Linked DNA regions of Homo sapiens: region 1 is linked to region 2. A link is an interaction called in ENCODE POLR2A ChIA-PET data of the cell type or tissue named here. Cell type or tissue: OCI-LY7. All regions are shown on one strand. Each heading gives the region's core, and the rest is flanking DNA. Links, peaks and the distances in the headings are about the cores only.

The links. ChIA-PET counts read pairs that join two places held together with the same protein. Peaks named below come from ENCODE experiments on the same cell type or tissue, not always from the same donor. Only the 100,000 strongest peaks of a DNase experiment are listed, where the experiment ranks them.
Region 1: POLR2A ChIA-PET joins it to region 2 with 6 read pairs; 2 of 35 experiments call an interaction of 5 or more read pairs at or near these places.

The regions. Positions count from the first base shown.
Region 1 is chrX:47,105,655-47,108,460 of GRCh38, reverse strand. No RefSeq gene overlaps it. Among named protein-coding and RNA genes, the nearest start is that of RGN, 29 kb to the right of the region's middle. In OCI-LY7, for the core only: no CTCF peak of the experiment used is centred there; no DNase peak of the experiment used is centred there.
Region 2 is chrX:47,357,298-47,360,103 of GRCh38, reverse strand. No RefSeq gene overlaps it. Among named protein-coding and RNA genes, the nearest start is that of ZNF157, 12 kb to the left of the region's middle. In OCI-LY7, for the core only: no CTCF peak of the experiment used is centred there; a DNase peak (open chromatin) is centred at 1,503.

The DNA.
Region 1 (2,806 bases), core at 85-2,584, 250 kb after region 2:
AAGGGTATGCTCTTCAGATCTCCAGGGTTCTCTGTCTATTAGGGTTCTCCAGAGAAACAGCACCAATGGGATATATTAGGATATATGTATCTATATCTACCTATCTACCTACCTATCTATCTATCTATCCATCCCCAAAGATTTTAAGGAATTGGCTCACATGATTGTGGAGGCTGGCAAAGTTCAAAATCTTCAAGGTAGACCAGCAAGCTGGAGACCCAGGGAAGCATTGATGCTTTAGTGTGAGTCTGAAGGCAGTCTCCTGGCAGAATTCCCTCTTCTGGGGAGATCAGTCTTTTTCTATTAAGGTCTTCAGCTGATAGGATGAGGCCCGTGTGCATTATGGAGGGTAATCTGCTTTACTCAAAGTCTACTGATTCAATGTGAATCTCATTTAAAAACTACCTTCATAGAAACATCTAGAATAATGTTTCACCAAATATCTGGGTTCCAAGGCCTAGCCAGGTTGACATATAAAATTAACCATCACACTCTTTGTGTAGCTTTTTGCTTTCTGGTACGCTGTTCTATCAACTCTAGCTATTTTGATCTCCCAGAAGTCTTAGCTCCAAATCCTCAACTCAGGGAGTCAGGTGGGCTCTACCTCAGTTCTCCCATCTTGTGCCATAGCCTGAACACTTTCTCAAGGGGGCAAACTGGTCTTCCGGGTGTGGTGGCTCACGCCTCTAAATCCTAGCACTTTGGGAGACAAAGGCAGGAGGATCACTTGAGCCCAGGAGTTTGAGATCAGCCTGAGCAACACAGGGAGATGCTGTCTCTACTAAAAATTAAATAAAAAAATTAGCTGCATATGATGGTGCACCCCTTTAGTCCCAGCTACTCGGGAAGCTGAGGCAGGAGGATCCCTTGAGCCTAGGAGGTCGAGGCTGCAGTGAGCCGTGATCATGCCACATGCACTCCAGCCTGGGCAACATAGCGAGACCCTGTCTCAAAAAAAAAAAAAAAAGGCAGTAAACTGGGGAATGGTAACTCTTCATCTCATTTGTTTCCCATCTCTCAGCCCTTGGTTGCCTGCTGTCCATTGTTCAAAACCTGTTGTTTCATGTATTTTATTTTTTTTTTTGGTTTATTTGGTTGTTTCAGGTGGGAGGGTAAATCTGATCCCTGTCCATCTTTGGGACAATCAAATCTGAATCATACATTCTTCTCCAGTATAGCCTCTCAATATCTCAATATGATTTAGAAGAAATCTAGATGAGACTAAGCAGTTTACCTTTTTTTTTTTTTTTTTTTTTGAGACGGAGTCTCGCTCTGTCACCCAGGCTGGAGTGCAGTGGCGCCATCTCGGCTCACTGCAAGCTCTGCCTCCCGGGTTCATGCCATTCTCCTGCCTCAGCCTCCCGAGTAGCTGGGACCACAGGCGCCCACCACCACGCCTGGCTAATTTTTTTGTATTTTTAGTAGAGACAAGGTTTCACCATGTTAGCCAGGATGGTCTGGATCTCCTGACCTTGTGATCTGCCCGCCTCAGCCTCCCAAAGTGCTGGGATTACAGGTGTGAGCCACTGTGCCCGGTCAAGCAGTTTACTTTCAAATAACTTGGGCCCTAAAAAATTCTTAACTGATTAAAGTAAATCTAAATGAAACTGAGTAATTGATGTGAAAACAAGCTCAGAATCACACATTCTACTCCAATGTAACTTCTCAATGAGTTAGAATAAATCCAGCAAAATTAAGCAATTTATGTATAAAATAACTTAGAATCACATATTTTCCCTAAATAAAATTTTATAGTGAGTTAATCTAGGTGAAACTAAGAGCTTTATTTTAAAATATTCAGAATCACAATTTTTTTCTCAAAAGTAATATCTTATGGAGAGTTAAGAGTATGTGAAGATGAAACTAAGCTGTATATGTACTAACAAGCACAAGATCAGACATAGTTCTAAAAAATAACTGCATATGGTGACTTAGTGCAACTCTAGGTAAAATTAAGCAATATAAATGAAAACAAGCTTAGAATGACACATTCTTCTCAAAAGTAATTTCCCACTGTGAGTTAGGGCAAAATTAGATGAAAAGAAGCAGCATGTCTTAAAACAAGCTCAGAACCTCACCTTCTTTGGCAAGGAAACCAATTCTTGAAAGTTTGAGCAAATTTAGATTAGTCTAAGCATAAGCATTATAAGTAAAGATGTGCTTAGAATCACACTTTCTTTTCTTTCTTTCTTTTCTTTCTTCTCTTTCTTTTTCTTCTTTCTTTCTTTCTTTTTCTTCTTTCTTTCTTCCTTTTTTTTTTTTTTTTGAGACAGTCTTGCTCTGTTGCCCAGGCTGGAGTGCAGTGGCGTGATCTTGGCTCACTGCAACCTCTGCCTCCTGGGTTCAAGTGATTCTCCTGCCTCAGCCTCTGGAATAGTTGGGACTACAGGCATGTGCCACTATGCCCGGCTAATTTTTTTGTGTTTTTAGTAGAGACAGGATTTCACCATGTTGGCCAGGCTCGTCTCGAACTCCTGACTTCAAGTGATCCCCCCGCCTTGGCCTCCCAAAGTGCTGGGATCACAAGCATGTGCCACTGCGCCTGGCCAAAATCACTCACACATTCTTCTTCCAAAGTAATTAACTTTTCTCTCTTTGTTTTTATTTTTATTTTTTTTAATTGAGACAGAGTCTCGCTCTGTCACCCTGGCTGGAGTGCAGTGGCACGATCTTGGCTCACTGCAACCTCCACTGCCCGAGTTCAAGCAATTCTCATGCCTCAGCCTCAGCCTCCCAAGTAGCCATGTGTCACCACACCCGGCTAATTTTTTTTTGTATTTTTAGTGGAGACAGGTTTCACCATGTT
Region 2 (2,806 bases), core at 270-2,769:
TTGCCCAGGCTTGTCTCAAACTCCTGGGCTCAAGTGATCCTCCCATATTGGCCTCCCAAAGTGCCAGGATTACAGGGGTGAGGCACCGCACCCAGCCTCAATAACATGCCATTGATGGTGATGGAGCTGAGTGATATTGTGGCATATATATTTGGTTTTGTCCCAGTTTCCGGACAAATGGCTCCAAAAACCCTTGGAATATCCAGAATGATAAGAGTGTCTTTTGCTTGTTAATGAGATGACTGGTGGCTGGGGGCCTCTAGATAGCTTCAGGTTGGGGGCTGAGCAACTAAATAGGGAGTTGGGACTTTGAGCCCCACCCCCAACCTCCTGGGAGGGGAGAGTGGCTGAAGATTGACTTGATCACCAATGGCCAATGGTTTAACCGATCATGTCTAGGTAATGAAGCCTCCATAAAAAACCAAAAGCATCAGCGGTGGCTCATGCCTGTAATCCAAACACTTTGTGAGGTCGAGGTGGGAGGATTGCTTGAGCCCAGGAATTCAAGACTAGCCTGGGGCCGGGCATGGTGGCTCACACCTATAATCCCAGCACTTTGGGAGGCTGAGGTAGATGGATTACTTAAGGTCAGGAGTCAAGACCAGCCAGGCCAACAGAGTGAAACTCCATCTCTACTAAAAATACAAAAATTATCCAGGTGAGGTGGCTCGTGCCTGTAGTTCCAGCTACTCAGGAGGCTGAGGCAGGAGGATCGCTTGAACCTGGGAGGTGGAGGCTGCAGTGAGCCGAGATAGCACCACTGCACTCCAGTCTGGGAAACAGAGAGAGACTCCATCAAAAAAAAAAAAAGAAGAAGAAGAAGCATAGGTCACAACCTGTGCTTGCCATTGGCATCTGAAGTTGGGGGAGGTTTTGTGATACTGAGCCCATGATACTGAGACCATCACCTGATGGTCACCTGACATTGCTGGTCCTAGGTGTGGGAGGAAAGCCTTCTCCTGCCCTGCTCATGCCTAACTAGCTGCCTACTATAACTCTAGGGGATCTGACTTCCAGGTAGGTAATGTTGGAATGGAATTGAATTAGAGGACACTGAACTGGTGTTTGCTGGAGAATGTGCCAGAAATTTGCTGGGGGGCAGGGGGCACTGGGGAACCTCCACACATCTGGTATCAGAAGTGCTGAGTGAGAGTGGAGTGTAGGAAAAGGAGACCAGTCACAGTGGCTGACTCCTGTAATCCCAGCACTTTTGGAAGCTGAAACAGGAGGATCACTTGAGGCCAGGAGTTTGAGACCAGCCTGGGCAACGTAGTGAGACCCCCATCTGATATGGTTTGGATCTGTGTCCTCTCCCAAATCTCATGTTGAATTGTAATCCCCAAAGTAGGAGGTGGAGCCTGGTGGGAGTTGATTGGATCATAGGGGTGTTCCTTCATGAGCGGTTTAACATCATCCTCTTGGTGCTGTTCTCTCGATAGTGAGTGAGTGAGTTATCAAAAGATCTGGTTATTTAAAAGTATGTAGCACCTCCCCCTCTCTCTTCCTGTTGCAGCCATTTAAGTCGTGCCTGCTTCCTCTTCACCTTCTGTCATGATCGTAATTTTCCTGAGCCCTCCTCAGAAGCTGGGCAGATGCCAGCACCATGCTTCCTGTATAGCCTGTGGAACCATGAGCCAATTAAACCTCTTTTCTTTGCCCAGTCTCAGGTATTTCTTTATTTTTACTGTTATTTTTTATTTTTAGATGGAGTCTCTTGCTCTGTTGCCCAGGCTGGAGTGCAGTGGCAAGATCTCGGCTCACTGCAAGCTCCGCCTCCCTGGTTCACATCATTCTCCTGCCTCAGCCTCCCGAGTAGCTGGGAGTACAGGCGCCCGCCACCACGCCCGGCTAATTTCTTTGTATTTTTTTTAGTAGAGATGGGGTTTCACTGTGTTAGCCAGGATGGCCTCGATCTCCTGACCTCGTGATCCGCCCGCCTCGGCCTCCCAAAGTGCTGGGATTACAGCGTGAGCCACCGAGCCCAGCTTTTTTTTTTTTTTTTTTTTTTTTTTGAGATGGAATCTCGCCCTGTCGCCAGGCTGGGGTGCAGTGGTGCAATCTCAGCTCACTGCAACCTCTGCCTCCCAGGTTCAAGTGATTCTCCTGCCTCAGCCTCCCGAGTAGCTGGGACTACAGGTGCGCTCCACCATGCCTGGCTAATTTTTGTATTTTTAGTAGAGACGGGGTTTCACCATGTTGATCAGGATGGTCTCCATCTATTGACCTCGTGATCTGCCCGCCTCGGCCTCCCAAAGTGCTGGGATTACAGGCATGAGCCACTGCACATGGCCCCAGGTATTTCTTTAGAGCTGTGCAAGAACAGCCTAATGTACCATTTCTTTTTTTTTTTTTTTTTTTTTTTTTGAGACAGAGTCTTGCTCTGTCACCCAGGCTGGAGTGCAGTGGCGCAATCTCGGCTCACTGCAAACTCTGCCTCCCAGGTTCACGCCATTCTCCTGCCTCAGCCTCCCCAGCAGGTGGGACTACAGGTGCCCGCCACCACGCCCGGCTAATTTTTTTTGTATTTTTAGTAGAGACAGGGTTTCACCGTGTTAGCCAGGATGGTCTCGATCTCCTGAACTCGTGATCCGCCCGCCTCGGCCTCCCAAAGTGCTGGGATTACAGGCGTGAGCCACCGTGCCCGGCCCTAATGTACCGTTTCTTAAAAAAAAAATTAGCGGCTGGGCGTGGTGGCTCACGCCTGTAATCCTAGCACTTTGGGAGGCCGGGGCAGGTGGATCACCTGAGGTCAAGAGTTCAGGACCAGCCTGGCCAATATGGTGAAACACCGTCTCTACTAAAAATA